Regions from separate parts of the Homo sapiens genome. Here regions 2 and 3 are each linked to region 1. The links are chromatin loops, found by intact Hi-C in ENCODE. Cell type or tissue: endothelial cell of umbilical vein. All regions are shown on one strand. Each heading gives the region's core, and the rest is flanking DNA. Links, peaks and the distances in the headings are about the cores only.

What was found. Hi-C counts contacts between places; a loop is a spot of excess contacts. Peaks named below come from ENCODE experiments on the same cell type or tissue, not always from the same donor. Only the 100,000 strongest peaks of a DNase experiment are listed, where the experiment ranks them.
Region 2: a loop joins it to region 1, with 5 times the contacts of the local background. A loop is called at or near these places in 7 of 110 quality-filtered maps.
Region 3: it touches region 1 in a loop (8-fold over the local background); 15 of 110 quality-filtered maps call a loop at or near these places.

The regions. Positions count from the first base shown.
Region 1 is chr4:4,483,500-4,493,910 of GRCh38, reverse strand. The region is part of intron 1 of STX18 (syntaxin 18); the gene reads left to right. Among named protein-coding and RNA genes, the nearest start is that of STX18-IT1, 7.0 kb to the right of the region's middle. RefSeq lists an enhancer at 3,611-3,790 and a silencer at 5,298-5,417. In endothelial cell of umbilical vein, for the core only: a CTCF peak has its summit at 5,333 (motif pointing left); a DNase peak (open chromatin) is centred at 5,330.
Region 2 is chr4:4,757,132-4,767,542 of GRCh38, reverse strand. LOC124900165 reads right to left here. Exons shown (of 6, transcript XM_047416490.1): 6 at 1-6,997. LOC101928279 (a long non-coding RNA gene) reads right to left here and starts at 5,783. Exons shown (of 3, transcript NR_125892.1): 1 at 5,476-5,783; 2 at 3,090-3,302. RefSeq lists enhancers at 3,783-3,922, 3,499-4,036, 4,093-4,402, 4,037-4,573, 3,828-5,027 and 1 more and a silencer at 8,204-8,619. In endothelial cell of umbilical vein, for the core only: no CTCF peak of the experiment used is centred there; no DNase peak of the experiment used is centred there.
Region 3 is chr4:4,571,029-4,581,439 of GRCh38, reverse strand. All of the region lies in intron 2 of LOC124900165, which reads right to left. All of the region lies in intron 2 of STX18-AS1 (STX18 antisense RNA 1 (head to head)), which reads right to left. LINC03091 (long intergenic non-protein coding RNA 3091) reads left to right here and starts at 5,549. Exons shown (of 5, transcript NR_199719.1): 1 at 5,549-5,684; 2 at 6,229-6,382. RefSeq lists a silencer at 5,756-6,115. In endothelial cell of umbilical vein, for the core only: no CTCF peak of the experiment used is centred there; DNase peaks (open chromatin) are centred at 5,949 and 6,489; H3K4me3 peaks cover 914 bases; H3K27ac peaks cover 941 bases.

The sequences.
Region 1 (10,411 bases), core at 3,080-8,079:
TCTTTCCAGTTCTGTTTTCCCATGAAAATGAGGCTGTTGTATCTTCATAATTTCTTGCATGTATAAGGTTAAAAACAGAGGGGAATGAAGATATTCCAGCTACATTTCTAGTAGAACACCTACATTTTGTTTTTCTAAGCATACTGTAAAAACTTCAAAACAGCATTATGCTTTGCGCTTATTTTAAAACCATTATTAACAATATTTTCTATTGATGCTTTAGTATAGATTTAGACTTCTAGTATCATTGATTATTATAATTTGAATTAAAAGTGAAAATTCATGATAGGTACTGTTTACTTGGAGGACCAATTGCTGTGGAAGTGTGCAGCCTACAATGAAGATAATAAGATGCGTCATTTGAATCAATATTTCTCCCACCTAAACAAAAACAATTTTTTTTAATCATAGAGGAATCATTTTTAGAACTACCAGGTGAATATGCTGTGGTGTCAATTAAATACAGTGGAAACTACCTATTCTTACTATTTACAATTCCTAATCACTTTCTGTCTCTTTCTGCAACTCATTACGTGTACCACGATGTCTTGATTCCCTGAAGTGCCTAGTAAATTTTCTCTTTGTAGGACTATGAAATTAACCATGGGCAGTGGAGGGGGCGGGGGGGTTGGGAATGCCTGTGCCTTTTCCAAAAATTGGGGTTGCTTAGAGAAAATGATAATGTTTAGCATTTTTAGTGGTGCCTAAATGTGTGTAGAGAAACACCTATTTCAGGCCTCTCCAAAGACTTTGATTGTCTGAAAGCAGAAATATTTGCAGTTTGACTTTACTTGGTGTTTACAGTACACTTTCTGAGCACTTTATGGATATTTAATATTGTATGACATGATCAGCAATATCTTTTTTTCCAAATAAGTGGGTTTTTAAAAATATAATGGAATCAGAATGTGAATAACTTTTAAAATTATTTATTATGCAGAGAAAAATCTGAAGCCATGAATTTTAAATCTCATGTAAGTTAAATTTGGAAGTACACAGATTTGCCCAGAATCTGAATTTTATAAGCCTTAAAAACTTTGACATTTTAAAAATATTTGAGGAGTTTGTTATTACCATCTCTTAAATGCACACATTTTTTTCAGACTACTAGGGAAGAGAGTGGCTAAGCAGAGCATTGTTGACTGCCCCAGACATCCTCGACTGGTTTCTAAATCTGAAATAAACTTCTTAGTCATATGGTGATAAGCAGAATTCAGAACATGTCTCTTTTTTAATGCATGTGAAATAGAAAGTGATAGTCATCACAAAATGAAATTTGATTTATGATGTGTTGATGCATCGTCATACTAAGGCACGCTGAAAAATATTTTCAGTTTCCTAATAAAAACAAAGTGACCTCCCCATGAGTGATTCTCCTAATTGTTATTGTCAAATGCTTTTCTTTATGCTTTTTTTCTTGCTCACACTCAGATAATCTACAAACACTGTTTGAATCCTGTGTTTCACTTTCTTTTCTTATGAAAAGTTTTCAGTGAATATAGTCCCTGAGCGAATCCTTTCCAACAAAGTACTTAACTTTCTATGCACACAATTCAAAAGTCAATTAAATGTGCGTGATTCATTTATCACAAAGAGTACCACCTATACTCTGTGGAAAATTCTTTCTGTTCGAAAGAAGGTTCTTATTTCTAAGAATGAGCTCTGATTTTAATTAAATAAAGAGCATTTTATGCAATTTTTTTCTAAAGCTTAAGATTAATTTCTATGGTTACTAGGGATATAAATCTCTAGATTGCTTTAAAACAAAGATTTTTGTCCAGGAGAGAGTTGACAGCTCCCTATAAGAGAAGCTATTACTTAATTTTTCTTTCCTAAGTTTAAACACATAAAAATATTTGTAATGATACCCCAAAGGCATCATAAAAATGTAAAATAATTGTACTCTAAAATATCTAAAATTACAGGAAATAGACCTCATTTTAAAAAATGAACTGAGATTCATGGCTGGGTAACCGGAGTGTGACATACTTCAAAACCAGAATCTCTTGTCAGGATACTTTTAGTTTTTTAATGGCTAAAAAAAGAAGTCTTTTGTCAATCATAAAAACTTTAAAATATGTTCATTCTATTAGGAAATCTTACTTTTTAGTTTCATTACCTTTAACGTATATTACACTGTGGCTGCGCTAGATCCCTTTGAGAGGCACATTTCAGTCTTTAGAATTAGGTGGCATCACTAGGCTTGTGATCAACGATATCACAAGACAACCGTTAGACTGTTTTTAATGATTATTTTTTAAAAGTACATAGCCATTTTCTAAGCAGCTTTGAAAAAAGGCAGCATAAATCGTTTCCAGTGTCTTACTTACCCAAAGTATACTTCCTCTTTCGGTAGATGATGTTAACTGGTAAATTGTTCCCAGGTTAAAGGTTTGTCATATTTTAATAAATGTAGTGTAAAATCTATAGTAGAGACACTTCAAGGAAAAAACCCTCAACGTTTTCAGTAAATGAAATTAATATATATCCTTTTTCCTACGTTAGTATTATGGTATCATTTCTTTTGTTATTTTTATTTACTAAAACTTTAATTGAGCCTTATATAGTAAAATATCCTCATGTTTTTAGGAAAAGTGAAATTAGATTTATAAAATGTCCAGACTGAAGTTTTGAAAGAAATGGCATTTTGTATATAATATGGATGAATGCTGTTGAGGCTAGACGTGCTCGTAGTTTAAAACATGCCTGATCCGGGAATGCTTTGCATTAAATGAGTTTATATTTTGAGAGCAAAACAGGGAAAGAAAACACTTTCCTTCTTTTTTTTTTTTTAAGAGACAAGAAAATTAAGTTGAATGCGTATATTGAAAGTGCTATAAGCCGAATGTTTGAACAACAAAAGTAAACACTGATTATTACAAATGTACATTTGGACCACGTTGCTTTTATCTTTCAAGCAAAACATTTCCCACAGTTTTTGTGGGTTTTTATTTAAGTTGGGAAAACTTCGGAAGTTTGTGTGAAAGTATAAATAAGTTTGGAAATGTCATGATTAGAGTTTGATAATAAACATGCAAAAGCAAATGGGAAACTCTATTAAAGTCAGATGTAACATTAAATAATGTTTTCTCTAAAATGTATTTGCAGAGAGAAGAACAGTGATTTATGTGGATTTGAAACAAAGACTTTGGCTGTAATTTAAAATAAAGGTTAAATGTGAATTCTTCAGCCTGAACATGGATGAAGTTTTTTGTTTTTAAGAGCTTCCTTAGTGATTGTTATAGGAGCCTCTGTGCCCTTTTCCAATTATGGGCACAGAAATTATGCATGTATTTATAGATTCCATGTAAAAAAATTCTTAGTTTCCAATAAATTTTAAGCTGCATTTTACGAAGTAAGCATCTGTAGAGAACCTTTTGGAGAAAAAATAGGAGGGAAAACGTTTCAGTTTATGTAATTATTGAAATATACCACTGTATAGAGAATGAATAGAAATTTAAAACCGTAATCTGAAATTTGTTTTAAATCTCATTGTTATGAGATTGACCTCATAATTGCAAATCGGCATTTTGTGTTCAGTACAACTCCAATTCTTAAGGAAATTTGTCTGTTCTATTAGAGTAATACTGTAAGTTTAGGAAGATGCCCCTTTGGCTATTGTTACATATGGGCCCTTTTGAAAATAGTGGTCATGCTAATATTTGATCAGATAATGCTGACTAATGCTGTAGAGCTTTCGAAAGATTTCTTGAACATTGTCAAGTTTTACTTTCCTTTCTTAGGTACATGACTGTGTATCTCTTAAAAGTGTATATGTATTTGTGGGGGGCAGTTAGTGTTACATTTTTATTGTAAATTTATTACAGTTCGATATGTGATTTTGAGTGAAATTCATTGCAATATGAATGAAAATTTTTTGTATGTATGGTGTTTCAAATGCTTTACCTAATTAATTGTCTGAAAAACTGTTAAAGGGGATTTAAATTGCATATACTAGTTTTACATTTAAAGCTTTCACACTGAGCTGAATTCAGATACAGGACCTTAAATTTTTTGTCCAAAGAAAGTAAGAACTCATGTAGAATGAAAAGATATAATTTGAGTCTCAAAATCAAGATCTTTAATATACTGCTCAGGACCTAACTATTATTTTTCTAGTAGTTTTCACACATTTTTTTCCGGCAAATGTTATGTTACGGAGTGATTATTTTGTGTTACTTTGTACACTTAAGGAGCAATCCATTTTTAGCAGTTGAGCCCTCATTTTGTAAAACTAAGCTGTTGGCAATTTGCTAGTTTCTTTAAATTCTAGAAACCACTAAGTTTTACCTTTTCATTTATTTCCAAACAAAGAAGATGTTAGAAAGTTCTGTAACTTATCTCTTGAAATAATATTTTCTGGCCGGGTGTGGTGGCTCATGCCTATAATCCCAGCACTTTGGGAGGCTGAGGCAGGCAGATTGCTTGAGCCCAGGAGTCTGAGACCAGCCTGGGCAACATGGCAAGACCTCGTCTCTACCAAAAAAAAAAAAAAAAAAAAAAAAAAAAAAAAAAAAAATTATTTTGCATGTGTATTGAAGTGCTTTGAGTTTCTTGCCTTGTTCACTCCAAAGACGATCATAATGACTTTCCTCATTATAGGAAAAAGGAAAAAAGGGATCTGTATATTTTTGAGGACAGGGAATGATGAAGCAAGACCCTGGACTTTGCTTGGAATTTGGACATTTGTATTATTGGTCAAGGCCAGCATACTCTGCATTTTATTCCCATTCACTTAGTTGAAAGATGACTTTGGAGGCAAGGACATATATCTTGTTACCAAACCCTCTTTCTCAGAACTTTGAGATAAAATGAACATTCATTCCTTTGCTTTTGTTTTTGCTAAAAGAGAAAAAAAATCAGTTTGAGTAAAGCAAAAACATTTCTACTTTTGGGGTTTGAATGATAACAAAGCAGTTGAGATTAAATTATTGACATCTGACAAGCAGAATGGATGTTGAATGTATGTTCTTGCTATGGGCCGCTTGAAGTTGCTTTTGCTATTCTCTTTGCTGATGTGAAGCAGAAAATGAACAAGGTAACAGTTTTGATGGTGAGATTAGAGGTAGCCAGGCTGACTGTCTCCTGGCTCTTAGAGACCCTTATAAGCTCAGGGCCACCCCCTCCCCTTGTTTAGATATTACTTGCTCTTTTGAGTTTCAGATTACAGGAGCAATTGGTCTGCATGACCTATCTTAAGAACTTTAACTTTGCAGTAGAAACTTAAACCAAATGTATATCCTCAAGAGACAAATCATCTTAAAACTAGGCTGTTGTCATTTTGATGTACTGTACTGCTCACTGAGGAACAGTGTGGTGGAGAGCACCACCTAGTGGATGGGACCCATACTTGATGGGCTGTGTAGGAGATTTCGTCTACATTGATGTAACTCTTGCCCTTGTCTTGCAAATAAGTGATTTTTAATCGTCCTAGCACATATTTTTAAGTAGCGCTAGGACCCCAGGAGAATGAGATTGGGAGTAGTTGTGAGATATGTCGGTTTTCTTTGTAGTTTTCGCACTTCTATAGGTGTATGTACTGGTGCTTGACATCTCCACATTCTTATAAGCTGATATTATAATTCAAACAAAACTTTTTTTTTTAAATGTCAGTAGGGTAGTATTTAGTCTTTGGGAATTTTGTGTTTTTGAGTGCTTATGTTCAACCTCGGTAGTAAGAGACGGCTTTGGATAGAACCTGTTTGTTGCCACAAACTTTATACTATGCTGCTAATCTGTTCACCTCACGAGAGGAGGAGTTGCTGCTGATTATAAACTGTAGGTCATAAATTGTTACCTGCTTGTCATAGAGACTATATGCCTTTTGAGTGTACTAAAATATTTGCAAAAATTAGATGAAACAATTCCACATTTAAAAAAAAAACAACTTTTAACACATCATGACCACAAATTTTAGGTACAGCCATTCCTTGATATTTATTTTAGAATGTCAAATTCTTGATAAAATGTATCACCTCTTCGTTTGTTGAATGTTCCTAGACATTTGTTGAGCTAGGAACTATGCCAGGCTTTGGGAATCCAAAGTGAAGAAGACATAGTTCTTTTTGGACTTAGAATTTTTTAAAGTTTTAAAATTCTTCAACACAAAAAGAGTGAGCGTATTCCTGGGATGTGGGATGTATTATGTTGGGGTATAAATACATTTTTTTGCTTAATATTTTCTGACATTTAGCAAATGCTTTTGAAGAAACTGCTAAATAAAATTGATGGGTTTGTTTTCATGGGTTTGGCAGGGGGGAGGCGACAGAAGGCTGCAGGTAACACCTCTTTGGTTTCGTTCTTCACTGAGTTTTATCCTCGGAGAGCCCAAGTTTGGAGGCATAGAGTGAAGAATTTAAGAGCACAGGCTTAGAGTCTATTCCAGAGTATGGACCCTGGCTTTTCAACTTGCCAGGTGTGTGCCTTTGGGCAAGTGTACTCATCTGTTTTCTCATTTGTTGTGAGGATTCAATGAGATAGTCTATACAATGGGTTTAACATGGTGTCCGACACATAGGAAACACTAAATGTTCAATATGATTTATTATGATGATGATTTGGAAGTTTATTATGATGATGATTTGGATGATTCAGTGTAGGTGGTTCTCATGGTGCACTCAGTCTCCCCACCACCTGCAGGCCCCAGATCCCTGCTTAGTGTGACCATGCAGACAAACCCCCACTGATGGCCAGCAGATGTCTGCGGGTGCTGAGCTAGAAAGTTCAAAGTTCTTCCTTATGCAGATGATGTTTACAGAAAGAGTGTACCCTCGTGTGTCTCGTGTGTGTGTGTGTGTTGAACAGTGTTTACAATCAGAGGCACTTAACCTGAGCTCCATGAACCAAAAGCCTCTGAAGCTCAAAATGACAGGCAGAAAGTTTTTTGTTTTTGTGTATATGTTTATTTCTTTTATAGAAGAGATCAGATTCATAGCTTTTGTCAGTATCTCAAAGGCATCTGTGCCCCTAAAAAGGTCAAGAACTATACTTTAGATGTTCGTGACTCTGTGTAAGGCCACTGGAGAAATTTAAAATATAGTCCCCTCTTAGAAAGTGAAACTCAAATATGAATTTTGCACTATTTGTTTTTGAAGATATGTAAATAATTTTAAAGATAGAGTTGATATTTTGAGGAACTCAAATATGAGTAAAATGTTTTTTCCTCTCGCCCCTCTTGTCAAGGTTCTGAAGAATTTTAAGAGCAAGGAAAAGTTAAGAATACAGGCTATGGAGTAGACCTAATTTCAAATACAGCTCCGACACTTCCTAATGAGTCCTCAAGCCAGTTAACTTGGCCTCTCTTCTCTGTAAAAGAGGAATCCTAGGGGTACCTGCCTCCTAAGTTTATAATGAGGATTAAATGCAATAATCTGTAAAAAGCCCTTACAATTCTTCTTGGCATATAGTAAGTACTATAATAGTGTTTGCGGTGATCATTTTTGTTGCATATTCACTCAAAAACATTTATAATGTATCCACATTCGTTGTCTGTTATGAATTGTCAAGGTAATTCTTTTCTTGTCTATTTTACCTCCATCTTATTGACATGTGAATGACATTTCTGATTTCTTATGAGCAGACTTTCCAAAGTTCTGCAGCTGAAATGCCCTAAGTCTGATAACCTCAGTAACTAGAATCCCAAATGTACCTGGAGCCTTAGAATGATTTTGGAAGCTTTGGAAAGCATAAAAGTAGAAAGAAACTGACGGGGTTGGTGGTAGGAGCTTTCAAATTGATTGAACACCCAAAAATTATCTTGGAATTTCTGAGCTGGAAAGCATTTGGGGGTTCTTTCCATGCAACCTTCAAAGCACACAAGTGAGGAATTGCACATCACCCGGTGACTCCAAAGTCAGAGAACCAGCTGGGAGTTACCATGTGCCTGGAGGCGCTGTCCCCGCCCTCTGCCTGCGTGCTGACCATCCACCACTCGTACTTCTAAGAGAGCAAAGGATATAGGCTGCTCATGGAATTCTAGTATAAGCAGTGATCCCAGAAAAAGTGTGTGGTGAGTCAAAGACTGTTCCGTGCAGGAAAGTACCAGTAGCATCGAGAAAAAGGAGAGCTTTGGGAGCAGGAGAAAAGATACGGAGGAGAGCGCATAGGGGACAGGGCAGGGACAGGCTGCACGCTGTAGGTGCATCCCACAGAAACCTAATGGTAGGAGGTTATCTATGTGTGCTTGGCAGAAAAGAAATGCCTGTTTCAGCAGTGCCTGCCGTCCACCCAGCGTGTGTGAGCTCTGGGGTGAGGGTGAGATGGGGCTTGCGAATCTGCCGTTCCCATCATTGGTTTTGTTCCCTAGGGCCTCTTCTACTAAGAGTATCTTGCTTACTGCCTGCGAGTCTAGCATTTTCACTGTCATCATGTCTCCTAAACTCAAACCAGCCACTTCCTCTGATTCACAACTGAAGAAATGGCAGTCTTTTCCAACACTGGGCTGGGGGCACTGGCTGGTTTGAACCCATTGCAAGAATGTGTTGAAGTCCAGAGTGGCCTTGTGGCCTTTTAAAATTGTCATTTGAATTGTGTATGCTTTTCACCTTATGCACTAAAGTTCACCTTGCCCTATGGGTGAGACTGAAATAGTGATGAAATGAAGAAGAAAACTTAGAGTAGTTGAGCACCTACTGTGTGCCAGACACAGTGTCAGACTCTTCACAGACATTATTTTCATCAGTGACCTGTAGTCACCTTCAGCATTATTACTGTCTCAAGTTTATACCTCAGAGATGAAGGCTGGAAGAGGTTAAGTGACACAAAGCCATGTCACTAGTAAGTGGCAGAGCTGGGATCTGAACCCAGGTCTGTTTTACCTGGTTTCATCCTTTGCAGTATGGAGACTCAGAAGAATGCAGCATGCATGCACACTCTCCACACACAGCCTCCAGACCAGATGGGGTTTGGATTGAAACGCAAAGCAGTGCGAAGTTGGGTCGGATCCTTGGGTTGGAACTTCTTGTTCTGTTCTCCCTCCTCCCTTCCTCTTTTCTTTATTACCTCCGTCCTTAATGTGCCTGGCCCATGCTGGGTCTTACATATTTGTCAAGTGAACAAATGAAAGAAAGTTTTCCAAGCACACAGAAAAGAAAGTAGTCATTATTAACCGGCAGGGATTCAGAAGCCTGAGCCATGTCTTTCCAGCCTATTGTGTAGTTTTGGATTGGGTTGTTAGGCAGGTAGGGGAGGAGAATATTTGTTTTTAGACGGCAGTAGTTAGCAAAGCCTCTCCGTGATGTTTTTGTGGAGGAAATGTTTTTAAAATAGACCCTTAGGGTGTTCGTGACTAGTTGAGCTGGCTGTCTACAGGGAGGGGTCTCCGGTTCTTTGTTACTTTTTATATCCCATTTTCATCTCATTTTTTGAATGATGATTTTTCATTATAGATGTCTTTAATGGCATAATGATCAGAATTGCAAATGACAGGAGGCCAGGAAAAATGTGCATATAATGAAGACCTAGTTTATCAGCAGCACTCATGGAAAAAGTCATTTTAGTCGATGTAAATTCAGCTCGACTCAGTGACATGAAGGTGAGCATGCCCTTAAGTGGCATTACTAGAAGCCCAGAGTCTGGAACAAGGGAAGCAATGGTTCTGTTTTCCTCTGCACTTTCTGCTGACACAGAGAGTATTGATTCTATTCTGGAAACTGTATTTTATTTGGGAGGCCCATGAACTATTTTCAGAGGTAGTAAGTATGGCCAGAAGCCGCAGATGTATTTCATATAAAAAATTCCTGAGAGGAAGGGGCCGGGCACGGTGGCTCACACCTGTAATCCCAGCACTTTGGGAGGCCAAGGCGGGCGGATCACGAGGTCAGGAGATCAAGACCATCCTGGCTAACATGGTGAAACCCCATCTCTACTAAAAATACAAAAAAATTAGCTGGGCATGGTGGCACGCACCTGTAGTCCCAGCTACTCGGGAGGCTGAGGCAGGAGAATCACTTGAACCTGGGAGGTGGAGGTTGCAGTGAGCTGAGATCATGCCACTGCACTCCAGCCTGGGCAACAGGAGCGACACTCTGTCTCAAAAAGGAAAAAAAAAATTCCTGAGAGGATTGGGAATGATTAGCTTGGAGAAGAGAGAAGACTCAGGTGGAGTAGATCACAGTAGCTGACCTCGATTCAGAGTAAGAAAGAACTTTTTACTGTCTGAGGTGAAATGGATGGCCAGGGAGAGGCAGTGGGTGCCCTATCATGCTGCTCTTTTGGCAAAGCAGGTGTCTTCTAGATCCTTGCTAGTCTTAACCATCCAAGCAGGGAGGTAGTCACTGCTCTGTGTGTCATCTAGCCTGTTCTAGGCAAATAGTAAGGTCAGGTAAACCGGGAGTGGACAGAGCTTCAGAAATAGTGGGAATGTGTTCAGTAATGCCAAATAATTGTAGTTTGGGGAACTAGAAGAATGGGA
Region 2 (10,411 bases), core at 2,719-7,718, 270 kb before region 1:
GACAAATTCTGGAAATTTCATATGAATGGAATCATGCAATGTTTACCCATTTGTGTCTGCCTTCTTTCCCTTAGCACAATATCTTCAAGGTTCACCCACACTGTAGATCCTCATTTTTTTATGTCTGAATAATATTCCATTGCCTTAATAGACTACATTTTATTTATCCATTCATCAGTGATGGACATCTGTTTCTACCTCTTGGCAGTAGAGAGTAGCATTGCTATGGACATTCACGTGCAAGTTTTCGTGTTGACATCGCTTTTCCTTTCTCTTGGGCATATACCTAGGAGTGGAATTGCTGGGTCATATGGTAGCTTTATGTGTAAGTTTTTAAGAAATCACCAAACTGTTTTTTACAGCAGATGCACCATTTTACATTCCCACCAACAACACCCAAGGGTTCTGATCTCTCCACATTCTCACCAACATTTATTTTCCATTTTTAAAATTAGCCAGCCTGGTGGTTGTGAATGGATAACAACATGGTTTTCAAATGAAGGTAGGATGTGACTTTTTTGTAACACAAGCATTGACCCCACAGCGTTGACCCTCTGTAAGCTCAACAAGGAGACTCAAGGAACAGACTGTGGCCAGGATTTCCTCTCTCTGGGCCTCAGTTTTCCCCTCTGTAACATGACCCGGTTGGTTTTGATTAGTGTGTCTCAAATGAGCTCTCTGGAAATGGCAGAGAGAAGAGGACGGAGATATCTTGCCACTGAAATGGAATAGTGCAGATCCTTTCTGGAGTCCCAGGGGAGGAAAAGATGAGTCATTCAGATAGATTCCCCTTCATCTGGAGTTTCTCATCTACTCCGAGGTGAGGGGTCTGGCCCTGATGATCAAGTCAGCTCTTTGGGGCTGTTATATCAATGTCTTAAGAAAGAGTACCCGGCCCTCCCAGCCATCAAAAAGCTCTCAAGCCAGATCAGAAACATAGGAAATCTCCTTCCACGCAGCATTCAGCCTTCTCCAACCCAACCCTGAGTGGGGCCCCAGAGACCCTGAGGCCACATGGAACATTCCAGGACCCCTCTGTTACTCAGGAGGAAATGCATTCCCACATCAACTGCTTGTCTATTTCTCACTGCGTGTTTTGCTCACCCTCTGCTCAGAACACCCTCCCCCGCTTCTCTATTCAACCAGCTCCTGCAGCTCTGTGTATGCCCAGCACAGCACTGCTTCCTACAGGAAGCCTTCTCTGATGCTCCGCCTGGAGTTAGGGGGTCCTACCCATGTGCCCCCTCTGTCACAGCACTCTTTACCTTGTTTCGAGCACTTTCTACTTAACTAGCCTCCTCCACTGGGCTGTGAGGTCCTTGAGCAGGCACTGTGGGACCCACGTAGGGGTCCGGCACTCATCAAGGCCACAGCTGGGATAAAGAGCCCATCAGGGATGACCCGTGTCTGGGCTGCCAGAAGCCTTGCGAGTTGTTTTCCTCCAGGAGCCAGCTCCTTCCTGTTGCAAGCGGTCTTGGTGGAGGGTCAGTCATGGTGTCTGACCCTTTTTGAGCACATGACCCAAGCTGAACGAATTCTGTGCTCCCTGCTGAGAACTTCAGGCATGAGAGAGCGACACCAGGCGGGATAAGAGTTGACACCAAGGTTTTCTGATCTCCCCTTACTTCCTGCTCTGTAGAAACCCAGAGCTACCCAATTCCTGTCTTCCTGCAGCCTGATGGTTCAACTTCTCTTGACTTTTGTGAGCTACTCCAAATCTTGGAAATAGCGCCTTTTGTTGCATGAGGTTTGCTGGCGTCCATCTGTGTTGCTTTTCCCCAGAAAACTCTGGCAGATACAGCATATCCATTATTCTTTAGTGCACAGATCACACAGATTGGTGAACAAATGAGCTGACTCTTGAGGGGAGAGATGGCCAATCAGATGGGAAGGACTGAAGAAAGAAAAGCCCTCACAGCAGAGGGATCTGCAATGGCAAAGATCCCTGGCAAGGATGCACACGAGGCTGCAATGCTGGGTTGAAGGTGGGTGGGAGGGGTCCTAACTGCAGAACCATCTTCTATCATCTTGGCCTCCTTTAGTTTGTGTGTATTGTGGTTGAATACAAAACAGAGAGAAGATGTCCAAACCTATGCAGCAGCTTATGGAAGTGGAGAAGGTGGCAGGGAAATGAGACTTTAAGTGATGCTCCCCACCCCAAGACATTGATGGGGAACCTGGGGTGCAGGACAAGGCCCCAGAGCAAGCTGAGGTCCCTGCTGGGAAATCAAAGGTCCAGTTAAGCCAACAGCATGCTGCATCAGACAGAGCTGTCTTACTTCAATAAAAATGGATAATCTCTTCCTTAAGCCTTTCAAAAGGTGGGCTCCGGCCGGGCGCGGTGGCTCACGCCCGTAATCCCAGCACTTTGGGAGGCCGAGGCGGGCGGATCACGAGGTCAGGAGATCGAGACCATCCCGGCTAACACGGTGAAACCCCGTCTCTACTAAAAATACAAAAAATTAGCCGGGCGTAGTGGCGGGCGCCTGTAGTCCCAGCTACTCGGGAGGCTGAGGCAGGAGAATGGCGTGAACCCGGGAGGCGGAGATTGCAGTGAGCCGAGATCCCGCCACTGCACTCCAGCCTGGGCGACAGAGCGAGACTCCGTCTCAAAAAAAAAAAAAAAAAAAAAAAAGGTGCGCTCCAGATGGATTACGGGCCTAAATGTGAATGCTAAAATAATAAAGCCAATCAAAAAAGCATAAGGAGATATCTTTGTGCCTAAAAAGGAATGACTCTACTCCAAAAGACCCTAAGAGCACAAGACAGAAGGAGACAAATATGAAGAATTGGACTGCGTGAAAACTAAGGATTCCCGTCCACCCAGGGCACCGCCGGCCACGGCAGCAGACAGAGGACTCACGGGATGCTGCTGCAAAGAGTCAAACTGGTGAGTGGCGACTACTTGGAATATACACGGAACTCTTACCAAACAATAAGAAAAACATCAAAGATCTGATAGAAAAATAGCCACAGGTTGTGAAAGGCAGAAGAGAGGTCTAAACGGTTAACAAGGATAACGAGATGTTCGAACTCCTCAGCAAAAAGGACTGGTAGTTTTTAAAGCAGCAGCGTTGCTTTAGACTTACTATGAGAAAGGCAAATTTCCATAAGTCGATGAAGTAACATTGCTTGGAATGTCTTGGAGAGCTGTGCACTCTCGTGTACTGTAAACCTGAGAGTCTTTCTGAAGGCGTGCTGGTCAGTCCGGACGTAAGTTAGGCCTGGGTACAGCTCACATCCCGGAGACCCCACTCTGGGCTGTGGAGGTATGGATGCCAGGGAAGTTGTCACATAGGCCCCTAGAAGAGCAGAACATGGATACCCAAGTAGCATTGGTCATGGGAGCAGAGGACTGGGGACATCCTGGCATCCACCGCTCACTAGGAGACACTGGAGTTCAATGCAGTGAGCTCCAGGCATAGCACACCATGGGGTGGGACAGGAAGCAAGGGGAACAAAGGTGCCCAGTCCACAGTAAGTGCTCAGCAAACATTATTACCAACTCTTGCAAACATGGCATCCGTTCACAGCAAGGCAAGGCTTACTCACAGGAAACTGCTTGCCCTCACTCCTCTAGGAATGCTTAATACCCAGGCAGTGTCTCTGGGACCTTGTGGACACCAAGTCCTTTATTCATCTACCTTTTTGCCGTCCCACCAAAGTCCTGTGACAGGAAATGCAGCAGGTCTAATCCTGAGGTCAGAGTGGCCCTCTGCGATGGCTGTTCTTTCCGGCCCACCCCCTCTGCCTCCCTCCCATTCTTGGGACCCTGATTAGCCTGAGTATTGGATGACCGCTGCTCTTCTTCCCCTGCCTCGCAAGGGTTAATCAGCCTTCCTGCGGGGCGGCAGGGCGGCTAGGAAGGAGGCAGCAGGGCGTCCTGGCGGCAGGCGGCTTTCATTACTTTGATGGGATACATGTGCTCGGCTTTATCTCCGGCCCTTTCTCCGTAATTCAGAGCTTGAACGTCTCAGCTGTCGGCCGATCTGCAGACAATTGCTCGGGGTAATACTATCCGGAAAAAGCTGATAAAATGCAGATGTGACGAGGCCTCTGAAATTTGCGGTTTGCTAAGTGGTTTGCTGCGATGCTTGCCCCTGGCCAGGGTGGCTTCCCTTCGAGGCTGGGAACCAGGGGGGTGGGAGTTGCATTTTTTTTTTTTAAGTGAAAGGTTGAATAGAGGAAGTGAGTGTAGATTTTTTCCCTCTAATTAGGAAGATGGGCAAATAGAAAGTAGAGGGGAAGGGGACAATACCGGAGGACGTGGCAGTTCAGGCCTCCCCTTGGGTCCCCATCTAACCAGCCTCTTCGGGGGGGCACCTCCAGAAATGGGCACCCTGGGATTCCTCTGTGCAGCCTGGTGCAGGGGGTGGTGCAGGGGGTGCTTGGAAGGAGGCCACTCACTGACTGTGTGACCCTGGGCCAGTCACTCAATCTCTTCCTCAATGACTCAACCAAAAGACCAAATGACTCACAATCTCAGTTACTTACCAGGTGCGCTGCACCCAGCAGGATGCCTGAACACAGTAGGTGCTCGATGAATGACGCAGCAGTTTCCTTTACCTCACTTGGGACCCCACATGACCCTAGAGAGTAAAGCTGCATGACACTGATGTAAACACAATGAGTCCCAGTTGGGTGGTAGGCAAGGGGCCTGCCAGGCTGTTAGTCCCAAAAATCATGACTTCCCAGGCCAAAGTCACCGGGCTGGATCCCCTGAGGAAACAAGCATCACTGTGTTTTCCTGGGCCAAAGAAGCATTGGGGCAGAGCTCCTCCACTTTACTGTGTGCCCGAATCACCAGGGATCATTCCAAATGCAGATTCCCATTCAGGAGGGCCGGGCAGCCTATGAACATGCATCTCTCACAAGGTCCCAGAGATGCTGAGGCCTCAAGCGGGGTGAAGACCCCGAGTCATCAGGCTGGGGAGGAGGCTTTGGGCATACCTAGGCCTTGCCCTTTCAGTCCCAGGAGAACCCTGCTGACCAGAGAGGACAGGCGGCATGGTTGGTGTTGCTCAGGACGTTGGGGACAGAGCCAGACTGGAAGGGTGACTGCACCCTGAGCTTGGTGCTTTTCCCACAGGGCCTCTGGTGACCAACCTTCCATAGCCAGCCCTGGTTTCAGACCCGTGGGTGAATCCACATGACAGCATCCCAGAGAGCTCGCCTCATCACGCCCTTCCCAACTTGCTTTTACGACAAAGGAAAACTATTAATAGATGAATTGATGCTGTTACGTGCTGCCATTGAGGCCACATAACACAGTTCTCAAAACAGCCACGGGCCTGACCCGCACCTATCTATGGACCTCATGCCCCAGTCTGTGTGCAAACATCTCAAATAATCAATAAGCCGTGAAGACAGCTTGTGAAAACATGGCTTCAGTTTCAGGGATGCCTTTTCGCTCTCTTATATGTTTACGCTAAGGTAAAAGTAGCCAGCACATTGAGCTTCTCCTGCCGTCCTTACCTCTCATCCTCGAAAATATCCCTGGGAGGTGACTTGATCACGCCCATTTTCAGATGAGGGAAACTGAGGCCCAGAAGGTTAAGTCACTTGCTCTAAGGCTCCTCGCTGGCAGGATCAGAGCTGGAGTTCAAACCCAAACGTGTTTAGGAGTATCCAGCTCCAAAGCACACACAGCTGGGTTGGTGCCACGCTGTCTCCGGACAAACAGGACCCCAGGGTCGGTGCGAGGACGCAGAGTGCTAAGGCAGCCGAATGCAAAATTTAGGGCAGGGCCTGGGTTTTTCCCTTGTAAAGGCCAGTCTGCAATTAGAGGGGCCTTTTGCAGTTCTTGCCTTTCAAAGAAAGAGGGCGTCTCTCCCCCTGCTGGGGTGTGGGCAGAGCTGGTAGCAATTTTCCCACAATGTGTAAATTAGTCAATCTCCGAGTCTGTAAACGGGGGCCTTTGAAGCGATCTTAATGAAGCACTCCATTAGGGCTTAGTGATGGCTGCCTCCAGCATTACTGGACCCCGCGCCTTTTGATGTCTTGGGGCCACGGGTTGGAGGCTCAACTTATCTAAATGTCCCGGCAGGCTTAAAAAAAAAAAAAAAAAAGGCAAAAAGCTCCCTTAGAGAAGCTGAAAAATTTTTAATGAAAAAAGTTAGTCCTGGCCTGACTGATGTTGGCACTTCAAAGCCAGTGCAGACTAAATTGCTGTAGACTGCTTAATTCAAAAGTGCTCCCTCGCGGGTGACAGTCCAATGGTGACAAAATACAATTGGCAACAGGAGACGGGCAAGATCAAAGGCTGGCTATTGTAATAGTTTTGTTCCATGAAGAATTGCTCATTGTCAGGAGTTTTTAAGCCTTTTTTTTCTCTCTCCCTCTTTCTCTCTCTTTTTTTTTTTTTTTTTTTTTGGCCCCAGAGCCATCCCGGGATTCTCTGGTTCAGAATCAGTGTACATAAATACTTGTAATTACATCCTTCTGACAATACATTTCAGTTCGCAGAGGTTGCGGCTGCCTTCCCGTCTCTCTCAAGGTTCATGGAGCTGATGGTTGGTTGGATTGTAAAAATCATTTCTGTGTTTTTGTTAGAAAAGATCTTTCGAGGCACTTGGAGGGCGAATTAGAGCTGGGATGTGCTCATCTTCTTGAGGACTATTTTAGGATTTGCTTCAGATTAAACTGCTGCCTGCAGAGGCCCTTGAGGGGTGATGGGGTGGAGGGAGCATCAGATGACTGGTCGTGGGGTTCTGGCTCTTCTTTATGACTTTACCTGGTTTCTCCTGGCCTCAATTTCCCCAGTTATAACCTGGGGCTCATTTACTCACACCACAAGTATTTATTGAGCTCTGACCTGGGTGAATGCATGCCTTGCCAGGGTCATTTGTAAGGCCGTTGGGAGAAAGTGGGCATGAAAGCCCTCTGCGATCTGGACACTGCCTCCTTCACTCCGCTCCGTGGTTTGGAGGGGCTGTTTCCGGGATCTGTGGGTACTGGGATCTGTGGGTTACCTGGCTTCTTTGACCACCATCATTCCCTAGGAACACAGAACCCAGAATGAGATATTCTGGTGAGCTCTTCACAAGCCTCTACTTGGAGGGAGGGAAGAGATGAAAGGAAAGCGTCTCCCCAGGCCTAGAATCCAGTCCTCACTTCTCTTCCCGCAGTGTGGCTCCACCAACTCACTTTTCTCCCAGAACCTCAGTTCCCTTCCGTGTATCATGGGAATCATACTCCCTGCCCTGGCAAATCTCCTGTTTTTTACCTGACTTTACACAAGGCTCAGACAAGGGAAAAGATGCCAACGCACTTTGTAAATGACCAGAAAGCCAGAAGCATCCCAAAGTTGGTCCATGCTATTTTCTGACCCAAGCCGGAGGAGGCTGGGGCTGTGTGGGGCTGGGTCGAGGGTGGGGATGACTGGAGACCATTAAGAAGCAGGAATGCTCTGGCTCCTTTTATTGCTTCAAATATTAGTCACCAGGAAGCTGCCCCGCGAAGCCTATGAGGCCTCGTATCATTTACTTGTCTTGAATTAATTAAGAAGACTCGTATGGGGACAATTAGGGGACCCTCAGGCTGATGATATCTCATCTTGTTGGGATGGAATTTGCTTCTGCATCCCATTTGCCTCCCTGCATGCCCCCAGATATCAGCAGGTTCATTTTTTCCCAAAGTATCTCAGGTATATGTTAGGGCTGGATTTGTGGTTCTACAGGCACGTGGACAGACAGACAGCCCCGTGAGAGATGAGCTGAGGGTCTATCTAGTTGACAGGTGTCTGTTTGCTTTACTCCATGTCTTGCTTTCCTACTTTCCTTTCCTTTGAACCCAACTACCCCTGCCCTTCCCCACCCTTTGCCAATGTTTCTGTCTGTCTTTTGTTTTTAAATTCCATTGGCACCAAGAATTCTAATTTCCCAAACATTTTAAGCAAACGTTCGAGGGTGGCACCACACTAAAGCCAACAAGCTAAGGGGTTTCATCCCAACTTTCTAAAGGTGCTGTCCAAGTGTCCGCAAGGCCATGACAGGCTCCCAGAAACTCCAGATCCACCCGCTAATCAGGAAGGGACACATCATCCGCCACAGACCCATCTGTTCACTATAATCACGCACAAGTATGCATAAGCCCAGCTGAGCAATTATGAATAATTAAATCAATTAGAGACAGTCTAGCACCGGGGATTATGGACGTTCGGGTGTGGGCCTCTGTAATATTTTAACAGTAAATGCAAGAGCCCCAGAGAGGCCTGGCGGGGAGAAGGGAACAAAAGCGTGTCCAAATGCCAAGCCATGTTGCTCGGTGACCCTCCTCCGCAGCACCGGCGGCCTTCCCAAGGAAAACAATGACCATGAAATGCCAAGAAAATATTTTGGGGACAAGTATGAAAGCTTCAAAATGAGTTAATTAAAAACGGATAAAACACGAGCCTTCGAAAGTATGTTGAGGAAATTTAGTGCTTGAAATTTGACAGAAGAAAAAGGTTTTCCAGCATGAAGCAGAACTTAAAAGTGGCAGAGCTGGACCACTGGGTTGTTTTCTTCTAAAACCAACCTCCTCCAGCTTCTTCACACCACAACGGCAGCTCAGGGAGGCCTTGGAAAGCACCTAAGCCTTCCGAGGTTGCAGAGATCAGCCAGGGCACCTGTAGGGCTGTTTCAGGAGCAGGCGACTGAGAAACCTGTTTCAGATCATGGGCGTGTGCGAGGTGAGTGGTTCTGAAATGAGCAATTGCATATGTAAGGCATTTGCAGAACGAAATCTTGACTCCATTTACACTTGCTTAGCATTCAATGAATATGGAAGAAGTGACGAGCTGAGAGAATTAACATTGTGTGACTTGGTTCCCTAGAAAGGGACTCAGTGACCCAGATGCAGGAAGGGGTTCCGGAAGAGAGAAGCATCTTGTGTGTCTTCTTATGGAGACAGGATTCATCTCACAGCCCAGCCAATTTGGGAGCAGCTGTTGAAGATGCCAGCTTCCCAGATTCCATCATCCCCATGGCCTGGGAAGGGTTGAGATCTCACTGCTTTATTGCAGACTGTCAGAGGATACCAGGAATATGATGGGTTTGATGAAACCAACAGGAACATAATCAATTTTCTGTTTCTTCCATGTCTGAACCAAAGGCATAAATATGGCTTGCTTTGGCCCAGCAAAGAGATTTGAATCGAACCCTTCTGGCAACAAAGGACCAGTGTGCCTTTTAAGTGACATTTTGTCCAGATTCATTAACCAGGGCCGGAAGATTATGCAAGAAAAGAACAGAAATTCCCACTATTCTCTCCGACAGGCCAAATCCAGTCCTGTCCTTATGAGTGCGAGAAAAAGCCTGGCCTCCCAGGCTGCACTCTACTCTTCCAAGGTTCCATTTGACACTTTGCATTTGTTTATCTCTGGGCTGTGTTTGAGACATTAGATATCAACATCCTGTGTTGTGGAGGAGGCTACTGATGCTCAGAGAGGTCAAGGAACTCGCTCAAGGCCTCAGAGTAACAAGCGGCTGCTGAGATTCAATCCTGCAAACACCTGCACTGCTGCCTTGCGCTGCTTCTCAGTGCCCGCATGGTGCACGTCGTGCTAACATTTCGAGGTATCAAGATGTCCCAGTGAGTTCTGCCCCAAATGGAGAAGCTCAGGATCCTCATCTGTGATTTTATAGGGTTGCCGCATGGATTAACAATCATGCCCCAATGCAAACCTGATTTCCCCCAAGTCTCAATGATCTAGAGACATGATTTCCCCAAGTCTTGATCCTAAGGGGTGAGGGACTCGCACCCTTACCAACCCTAGCATGTCACTAGCTCCTCACCCCTGCCCAGTTCAAGACATCCCCTGAGATTCCCAACCCCACCCTCGGCCTCCAAAGGGAGACTCCAGCGCTGTCAAGAGCCTGCAGGAGAGATCTCAGGTTAAGTTCTTTCCTTCCAGGTGCTGCTGAAATTCACTTCCCTACGTTTGCTTGGCATCTCTGTGTCCATGGTGGCTCCAGCTCATTCACCAAGTTCTCAGCGTGCCAAGGCAGACTATGCCCCATTGTAAGAGCTGGGGAATAGCGTCCTTGCCCCTCCTTCGGTTACACTGTTATACGGTCCCTGCCTGCGCTGCTCAGGTCCCAGGGGGACCTGAGAGCACAGGGGGAAGTGCTGCCATTTTTCTTTCTAGAGGCTGTCTTCCTTCTAGAGCCACATGTGGGTCTGTCCAGGGGATGGATTTGACTGAGTTGTTACCTGAACCCTGGGTTACTGTCCTCTAATGACTGGGCTTCGTCACTAGGTGGTTCTCTCCAATGGCCATACATGCAGAAGCAAATAGTGCATCCCAGCCCCTGTTTGCTAAGATTGTGTTCCTCCTCAGCAGACCCTCAGCTGCCCAGATTCAACCTGGGTATATTCCTCTGCAAGCAGCCAGGTGTGCCCAGAAATCTTTGCCCATGAGCTGTGGACG
Region 3 (10,411 bases), core at 3,614-8,613, 87 kb before region 1:
CCTCTCAAAGTGCTGGGATTACAGGCGAGAGCCACCATGCCCAGCCAATCTCAATGAGTTTGAAAGGTTTATCATCATACAGTTATACTCTCTGATCATAGTGAAATTAAGCTAGAAATCAATAATAACATAACTAGGAAAACTCTAAATATTTATATTTATGTGTGTATAGCAGCATAAATCATGATAGCCAAAACCGGAAGCAAACCACATGCCATTCAACTGGAGAAGAAATAAACAAGCTGTGGCATATCCATACAATGGAATACAGGGCAGCAAGAAGAAAGAGCACATGACTACTATACACGGCTACAGGGAGGAGTCTTGCACGCACATTGTTGAATGAAGGAAGCCAGATATAAAAGACAGCTTACTCTATGGTTTCATTTATATAAAATCCAAAAATGAGCAAAACTAATATACAGCAACTGCAGTACAAATAGCGGTTCCCTTTCTTAGGGGATAATGACAGGAGGCACATAGGAGGGGGACTTCAGGGCATCTATCAGGCTTCATATCTTGATCTGAGTGGTGGTTCCAAGGGGATATTCATCATTTTGTAAAAGTTCTTAGTGCTGGGCACTTGAGTTATGCAAATTGCTGGATACAAGTTCTACTTTCAGAAGAAGTTTGCCCCTCGCCAAAACAAGAAACTTCATTCATAGGCTGGTTAAATAGCCAGATCTGGAGTCAGGCAGCCTGAGCTCAAATCCTGGCTCAACTGTTTACACTCTGTGTGTCCTTAGACTATGTAGCTTCTCTACGCCTCAGTTTCCTCATCTGCAAAATGGGGATATCACCAGTACTTAAGCCTAAGGTTGTTTTGTGGACTTATGAGTTGATCCATGCAAAGTACTTACCATAGTATCAAATATATAGTAAGATCTCAACTTACATTGCTCTTTTTAAAAAAGATCTTTGCAACCAACCTAGAGGGCCACACAACGTTGGGAGTAAAAGCAAGGACTTTATACCCTTGGACATTTTTCCCAGAAAAGTAAAAACTTTTGTTTGCACAAACACCTGTACGTGAATGTTCACAGCAGCATTTCTCATAATGGCCAGAAACTGGACACAGATATTCTTCAGTGGGTAAATGGTTAAAGAAACTGTGGTACTTCTATGCCATGGAACACCACTCAGTTAAAATTAAAAAAAAAAACAAAACACTACTGATGCATGCCATAACTCAGTGACTCTCAAGAGAATTAGACTGAGTCAAAAAGCCAATCCCAGAAGCATATACTTCCACTTACAGAACATTCTCGAAATAATGAAATTATAGAGATAGAGAACAGGTTTAGTGTTACAAGAATGAGGGATGCTGGGTGACATGGAGAAGTAGATGTGATTATTAAAGGCTGCAGAAGCCTGTGCTGACAGAGCTGTTGTGTATCTTGACTGTGGCGCTACATACATGGACCTACATACATGTTAAAATTGCAAAGAACTAAATACACTCACATGAGGACAAGTAAAACTGAGGAAATCTGAATAAGGCTGGTGGATTTTATCAGTGTCAATATCTTTGTTATGATATTGTAGTACAGTTTTGCAAGATGCTCCCTTTGGAGAAAACTGGATAAGAGTTACACAAATCTCTCTGTATTACTTCTTACAACTGTGCGTTCATCTACAATGATCTTTGATGTCAGTCAGCCAAGGTCAGGTAATGTCCTGACTCCATCATTTACTAACTAGGTGACCTTGGGCAGGCAAACATCCTAAAGGCTCAGTTTTCTCACCAATGAAGTGGAGATAGTTAAGAGTTCCCACTCCCTAGGGTGAAGTGAGAATGAAGTCACTCAGCATAGTGCCCAGACAACATAAATCCTTCACAAATGTCACCTTAAGGAAAATTGCATAGTTACAAGTGAGAAGAGTGGAAGTGACTGGGTCACCCCAAAACGAGCCAGAATCCTGGTCTCTGAAGCTGGGTTCCAGGCGGTGAGACAGGAAAGGATCAAAGTGAGAAATCTGTGGGTGGATACACTGATTTTCTCCTCCTGACGTTTTTGTGTGTGTGTGTGTGTGTGTGTGTGTGTGTGTGTGTTGGGGGAGGGAAGAATTAGGAGCGGGGTGGGGGTGCATTAGGAGACAAAGGAAGAAGGGGTCAGAAAGCAGGCACCAAAAAAAAAAAAATGCTAAGAAAATCAAAGGGCTGCATGGAAACAATCCTTTCAGGGACTATTGTGCTCTTGCCCAGCTCCTCCACCGGGACTGAATGGATTCCTCAGCCGTGTCCTCCTCTCCCACCAGGGTGCCTGTAGGGGTCAACTGGGTTCAAGGATGTGACAGCTGCTCAGGACAGGGGAAAGCACTGCACAAATGTTTGCTGATGGTGACGATGACGATGTTGATTTTTGTATCTGTGGTTGGAAGGATCCCTCTGGAATCATTTCACATTCTGTGCTCTCCTGGCTGACCCAAATCTGGGCAACTGGGTTTTTGTTGTTGTTGTTGTTTGTTTGTTTTTTGTTTTTGTCACTCTCTTTGTGCCCACTGCCAGGGCTCAAGGTCTGTCCCTTCAGAGCAAGAGGTGACCTTAGAAGTCCTGCTTGCTCCTCAGTGAATCCACAGATGGGCAAAAGTAACTGCATCCTCTGGGAGCTTGTTAGAAGTGCAGGATGTCTGCCCCCAGCAGGTCTCCTCATCAGGCTCCACATTTTAACAGGATCCTCGGATGATTTGAGAAGCTCTGATCTAGTCCAGACTTCTGGTTCCCTGAGGAGGAAACAAAGGCTCCAAGAGGGTAAGGGACCTGCTCCAAGTCACAAAGAATGCTTGTGCCAGGGCTGGAACTGGCACCCTGGCTCCTGGGCCCCCAGACAGCTGTCTTTAGTCAGAAGCCTTTGGGTAAAATAGGTTGTGGAGGACTGGATGTGAGATTCCTTTGTAAGGAGGAAAGCTGTCTTCTGCCCTGAAAGCTGTTCTAGTGGGAACACAGTGTCCCTCACTGACCTCATGCAGCTGTGGTTTGGGTACAGGTAAGAAGAAAGTCCATGCAATTTGCAGATATATAAAATCTCTCCTCTTCCAGAGAAGGCTGTGCAGAAACATCATAGCAGTTAGATTGCTTTTGCATTGACTCAGACCTCTCTGTGCCTCAGTTTCCTCATCTGGAAAAGATGTTCCCTCCTGCAATGAGCACCTGCCACATGCCAAGCCCAATGCCTGGTGGTCACACAAGTCACAATGGCATGAGACACACAGAAAGACCATGGCAGTGTCTGCTAAGGATTCAAGGAAAAGTGAGGAGAGTGCACCCAGAAAAAAAAATCACAGAGAATCACAGGCTATCACTGGAGAAAATATCTATTTGACCCCATTTGCGAAAGTAGGCCATTAGAACTTTACCTTTCCCTAATGCTCAGTTGCATGAAACCAAACTGCTTCTTCCATGAACCCATATGAGAGAATGATGGCACTGAAAGGAGCTTCAGATAGGAAATTTTCTGATCCACCTTCATTTTCCAGAAGGGGAAACTGAGGAACAGAGAGGTGCAGAAACTTCCCTGGGGACACACAACATGAGTAGTAGCACCATGTTATGGACAGAATGTTTGTGTTCCCTCCATATTCATATGTTGAAGCCTTAACTCCCAAGGTTGGTATTTGGAGGTGGGGCCTTTGGAGATAGTTTAGTTGAGATGAGGTCATGAGGGTGGGATCTTCATGACTGGATTAGTGCCTTTATAGGAAGAGACCAGAGAGCTTGTTCCCTCTCTCTCTCCACTATGTGAGAACACAGCAAGAAGGCAGCCATCCGCAAGCCAGGACAGGAGCCCTTACCAGACAAGAATCAGCTGGCCCCTACTTCTTGGACTTTCAGCCTCCAGACCTATGAGAAGTCAATGTTATCTGAGCCACCCTATGGCTATGGTATTTTGTTATAGCAGCCAGAGCTGACTGAAACACACCAGAACTACCCATCCTTTTTCTGGTACACTTAATATCTCATGTTCTTCTACCCCAACCTCTCATGAGAAACTCACAATTCAATTCAGCACTGACAAGTACCCTCCTTCTATTAGAGTTAGGCTGGTGATTGAGACATGGTTACAATCACACTGGACTCCAGGGAATCTACAGCTTAGCAGGGCCTGACCTGAGAAGGTCCTGCTCACATGAAAGCCAGGACACTAGAAAGATGGGAGGTGCCCCACCCCTAGCATGGGGAGGAGGTGGGGGACTGAAGTGGGCAGGACCATCCTAGGGGTTGGGTACCCTAAGAAAGTTGCCTGGGACCCCCATGCTGCTGGAAGGGATTTCCAACAAAAATGCTGGAGACCTGGAAAAGTAATTTTTGGCTCCACCAGGAGGAAAGCAAACTACAAAGTCAAAACTAATAAATGTCTAATTAAATGTCTACAGAAGGTAGCACCGTGTCAACATCATTAAAATGCTAAATTAATTATTCCTAAAAATTTCATTACATGTGAAAAGGATTTAATTTTCTCACTTTGCAAGAATTTCCCAGTACACCCAATCATTTCTGTGAAATCACAGCCACTGTAAATTAGTGCCTTGTAGCCAACTAAAAGCAAAATCAAAATTATTTTTAAAATATAGTTTCAGATATTATGGAATAAAAAGGCCATATGTAATGTGTTTTGAAGTTTGCTATGATGACGGCCAGGCTCCACAAAACAAAGGTAGCTAAGGGCCTGCAAGGTACTGACTTGGTACCTTAACTAGCTGGTGTCACAGTCCCTGCTGGGCATCCCTGGGCAGGTCACTTCACATCTTTGAGCTTCAGTTTTTCCCCTTCTGAAATATCCAAGGGGTCAGTAACCCTGCCTGCGAGAGCTTGTTGTGAGGATCCAAAGCCTCGACCCAGGCAGTAAAGAGGCATAAAAGCCAGACAGGGCCTCACTCGCCTGGGACCCAAAATTTAAGAGGGCGCCCAAAATCTCAATAACCAAGATAAAGAATACTTTAATGTAATATATTTTTAATCAAAGTAAATATATTTCTAAATTTAAATAAATAAATGAAGGGTTTTTAAAAACACATACACACACAAGACGACAAAAATGTCAAATATTTAAACATCTGTCTGGGACTCTGAGGCCACCCTGCCCAGCAGCATCCCTTCTAGCTCTGTGATCTGGGACTCCTTCTGCGCCTCGCTTCACAGATCTGTACAGTGGGGTGATCTGTACAATGGGATCTGCACAATTGGGTGGTTTATACAATGGGGTGATCTGTACAATGGGGTGATGTGTACAATGGGGTGATGTGTACAATGGGGCGATCTGTGCAATGGGACGAGCTGTACAATGAGGTGATCTGTACAAAGGGGTTATCTGTACAATGAGGTGATGTGTTCAATGGGGTGATCTGTGCAATGGAGTGATGTGTACAATGGGACAATCTGTGCAATGGGACGATCGGTACAATGAGGTGATCTGTACAATGGGGTGATCTGTGCAATGAGGTGATCTGTACAACGAGGTGATCTGTACAATGGGGTGGTCTGTACAATGGCTGATGTGTACAATGAAGTGACGTGTACAATGTGGTGAGCTGGACAGTGGGGTGAGCTATACAATGGGTTGATCTGTAGAATGGAGTGAGCTGGACAATGGGGCTACTCACCCCACCCACCTTGCAAAGTGATGCAGGACAGGAAATGGGTTAATAGAAGCTCGGATTTAGAAGAGTGCCTGGCACGCCTAAGGGTGAGGTGCGAGGGGGGTGCTATATTGCCCTCAGCGGGCACATCGCGCGTATCGGAGAAAACCCAGGTCACACTGTCACCCACGAGGTTACGCTGGGGCCGGGGCTTGGCGCAGGCGCGTTGTGGTCGCCGTCGGCGTGGCCTGCGCTACCGCTCCCGCCCTCAGAGAGGCTCTTGGGGGCTCCGGAGGCAGCGAACCGGGCGCCGGGCGCTGGAGGCCAGGCTCTTCTGCCCGTGGGACCCCGCCGCGCGCCCGTCTCCGCCTTTGTCCCGCTCAGCGCCGCGGGCCGCACGCTCCTCCCAGCGCCGCCAGGCGGCCCGCGCCCTTTGTCTGCCCTGCGGCGTCTGGGGCGGCGCTGACACTTGATCCCGAGGCCCAGCGAGTCCCTCATTAGGCGCGGCCGCACTTCAAAGGGGGCGCGACCGTCCCTCTCAGACGGCGACCCGGGCGGGGCCGCGCCAGCCGAGCGGTTAACCCGCTCCTTTGGGGATGGGAGGCGCCTTCCCCAAAGGGGTCCAATAATGAAACTTTTTGTCCATTGCAGGCTCAAGCCGTCTGTGTAATTATCTTAAACTTTTTCATTTCGGAAATGAAACAGCTCCTCCCTTCACCGCCACCTTGGCTATTTCTGGGACCAAAGGAATCCTTGAAGCTGACCGGGCAGGAGAGTCCACGCTGGGAGTAAAATCACTACAAACGTTTGTAGGGGGGCCCTGGCTGAATTAGTTCAATTTCAGGGAGAAAACTGGTGTGTGTGTGTGTGTGTGTGTGTGTGTGTAAAATCACTGCAAATGTCTGTCGGGGCGTGGCTGGATTAGCTCAGTTTCCGGGAGAAAACTGGTGTGTGTGTGTGTGTGTGTGTGTGTTGTGTGTGTGTGTGTGTTGGGAGGAAGGGGGAGGAAGGAGGAGGGCATTCTCTGGTGGAGGAGAAACAGCCTGAGCTTCTCCCCTTCCCATGTCTTTCACAGCAGCTCATACACTGTTTTCTCGCCTTGCAATGCCCAACTTTCTACCTAATGACCTACCCTCCCCTAAGGCCCTGCTCAACTCACCTTCACTGAGAAATCTTCTCTGGCCTTCAGCCCTTTTCTTAAAGCCCAAGGTCTCTGAAGCTGCACTTGATTGGTTGGATACTGTATTAGACCATTCCCACGCTGCTAATAAAAACATACCTGAGACTGGGTAATTTATAAAGGAAAGAGGTTTAATTGACTCACAGTTTAGCATGGCCGGGGAGGCCTCAGGAAACTTACAATCATGGCGGAAGGGAAAGCAAACGCGTTCTTCTTTACATGGGGGCAGGAAGGAGGAGTGCTGAGCAGAGAGGGGAAAAGCCCCTTATAAAACTGTCAAATGAGAACTCATTCACTATCACAAGAACAGCATGAGGGTAACAGCCCCCATGACTAAATTACCTCTCACTGGGTCCCTCCCACGACACTGGGGATTATGGGAACTACAATTCAGGATGAGATTTGGGTGGGGACACAGCCAAACTATATCAGATACTTAGCTGGCTGGATTCCCGGCTGGAGCACACACCTGCCCTGTGAGCTACACATTAGCAGGGCCAGGTATTGCGAACGCAGTGTCTGGACCAGGTTTCCCACATGCTAACCCGTGGAGAATGACTGGGCAAAGTATTTATGAAGGAAGTGCTCTCACAAGAAAGCAAGAGGGGAGTGGAGGAAGCAGGAGAGGAAAGGAGAAGAGGCCACACAAGGACATCACATCAGAAGTCCCAGTCCCAGCCTGATCCCGAGCTCCCCAGAGTAGGTTACATCTGCTTGGAGGCAAGGAACACGGGCTGTCCTACCCTCCTGCCTGTCTGTTTTTGAAATGCTGACGCTCACTGCCATTGCAGAAGTGGCTGCAGTAGCCCAGGTTAGTCCCTCCAAGAAGGCTGCAGGGTGAGTCTTAAGAGTGGAGCTCACAGAAGCATGGAGGATGGGCATGCAGAGCCAGAAAAGGGCATGCAGGATATCTGAGGGCCCTGGGCAGACCCAACGGTGTCTGCTGCAGCAGCTCACAGTGAGTGTGCCACATCATGGCCTGGAAAACACTCTAGTGCTCTTTTTATATACAGTTGGTGTCTGTCTCTCCCAGTAAACAACCAGCTCCTTGAGGACAGAGACAGCGAGAACAGTCTTTAGCAGGGAATGAGTACTGTGTTCCATGCTCTTGCCACCAGTCTTAGAAATTCCAATAAGCATTCATTCACCATCTTCCATGTGTCAGACTCTAAGCCAGCAATATGGATTAGGATGGCTTGGTTACCTAATGAAACTCCCCACTAGACTGCAAGCTCTTTGAGGGAAAGTGCTGCATCTTGTTCTCCATTTTCATCCTTAGTACTTAGCACAGAGCCTTTTACAATGGTAGGAGCTCAATAAATATTTGACGAATGAATGAACAACTTGTCTCAGGGAGTTGGAGTTCACAGCCTAGTATAAGAGGTGCACAATATATTAAATATCTTTTAAAAGCTAAATGTGAAAATTGTAGCAGAGGGAGAAAAATGATTAACTTGGGGTCAAATTTAGGGATCAAAGAAAGTTTCACAGAGTTAAAATATTTGGAATGGAGGGGTTTATCGCACATGGGAAAAGCATTCCAAGCAGAGAGACAGCCTGTGCAAAAGCAAACAGGCATGAAATAAGCTATCTGGTTCTGGTAAATGGGGGCCTTCCAGCTCCAACATCACATGGGAACTCGGGGAAAGTTAGTGATGATGTAATGATTTCAGGGAGTACTGCAGAAATGGATGATTTTCATTTCCTGCTCAGATTTCACTGTAGCCTTTGAAAATGGCAGAGCCACAAACTGTGAAAATTGATATACCCTTCCAAGGAGAGAGGGCCTAAGCTGCCACTGAACAGGTGTGATACATGTGCCTCCTTTCAGCTGGTCAGGTGGGACAGGTGGAGTAAGGAGAGCCTCTATCAAAGGGTGGCCTGGAGCAGAATATCAGGCTATGTGTATTAGTTCGTTTTCACACGCTATGAAGAACTACCTGAGACTGGGTAATTTATAAAGAAAAGAGGTTTAATTAACTCAGAGTTCCCATGACTGGGGAGGCCTCAGGAAACTTACAATCATGGTGGAAGGCATGATAGCAGGAGGGGTGGAAAGAGGGGAGTGTCACACTTTAAAACCATCAGATCTTGTGAGAACTCACTCACTATCATGAGAACAGCAAGGGAGAAATCCACCCCCATGATCCAATCATCTCCCACCAGGCCCCTCCTCCAACACATGGGGATTACAATTTGATATGAGATTTGGGTGATGACACAGAACCAAACCATATCACCATGGAACCTGAAGAAGGCATCCAAGGAGGAGGGCTGCCAGGCATGAGTGTTTGAGCTCTGGCTAAATGAAGAAAGCACCAAAAGGGGCAGCTCAGTGTAGGGTGTTAGATACAAGGAGAGAAAAGTGACCCCATAAAGATGTCAGAGGCCAGGCAGGATGAGCAGGGCATCCATGCATGGAGAAGGCCTAGCACCAGCTGTCAGGACCCCAGTGGACCAAGAATAACATCCTTCTAAGGGAGAGAATGGCAATGGAGATGGAGGATTATTTATACCCATGGGGACTCATCAGGTAGGCAAATATATTAAAAGCAAAGGAGAAAGATTTCTTGCTGTTGGAGCATCAAGTTACAAATATGGAAAGAGAGAATCTGGAAAGACCCTTGTAGAGGGGATTGCGATTGGAGGTATTGATAGGAACTCATAACATTCAATACCTAAATCGACATAGAAATATAGATGAAAGATGTGTGCATGTATGTATACTTGCAACTAGATGTGTATATAAACACATATATTCCTTAGTTTTGTCTATTGAGAGAACCTGAGGGCACTGACATTCCAAAAGCAGTGAGCCTACATTGTACCCAGGTTTTGGATTCCAAATTTCATCTCAACTAAAAGGAAGATGCACCCTAGAAGAAATGGTTGATTCTGGGACTGAGGCAGAAAGGAGCCTAGAACATCTTGTTACCCAGAAATTAAGCACCCAAACAATGATGGAAACATGCCAGAACACAGAAGCCACTGCTGGACATTTCTGGAGTAATCTAAATACAAATAAGTAATGAGAGTTAAGAATTATGGCCCACAGAATAAAACAGGAAAACAGGAGTCCACAGTGTTATTAATAACTGAATACATTGAAGGTTTCATGAGGAACAGGATATTTATATAAAAATAATTATCAACTGCAGAGGGAAGAACAGTAAAAATAGTAACTTCACAATGGAGAAGGTGGGCAGATGCCACTTTAACCAGGTGATGCAGGTGAACATCATCAGTCATGGGACAAATTGAGTTCTTGTGCATCTGATAGGATGCAACCTAGAGAACACATTGCCATTCATGTGATATTTCTGCCAAAGATGCATATCCTAATTCTAATCAGGGTGAAAGGTCAGACAAATGCAGATTGAAGGATATTCTATCAAATGATTGGCCAGTCATCTTCAAAAGAGTCAAGGTCACGAAAATCACAGAAAGACTGAGAAAACATTTCAGACTGAAGGAGACTAAAGGAGCTTGATATCTAAAGGCAATGTGTGATTCCACCCTGGCTCCTTTTGTTATAAAGAACATTATTGGGACAAAGGATGAAACCTGAATGTGGTCTGAGGTTCAAATGGTAAAAATGCATGTTGTGAACGTCGTGATTTTGATGGTCATTCTCTCTGTTTGTTGGAAATGCAT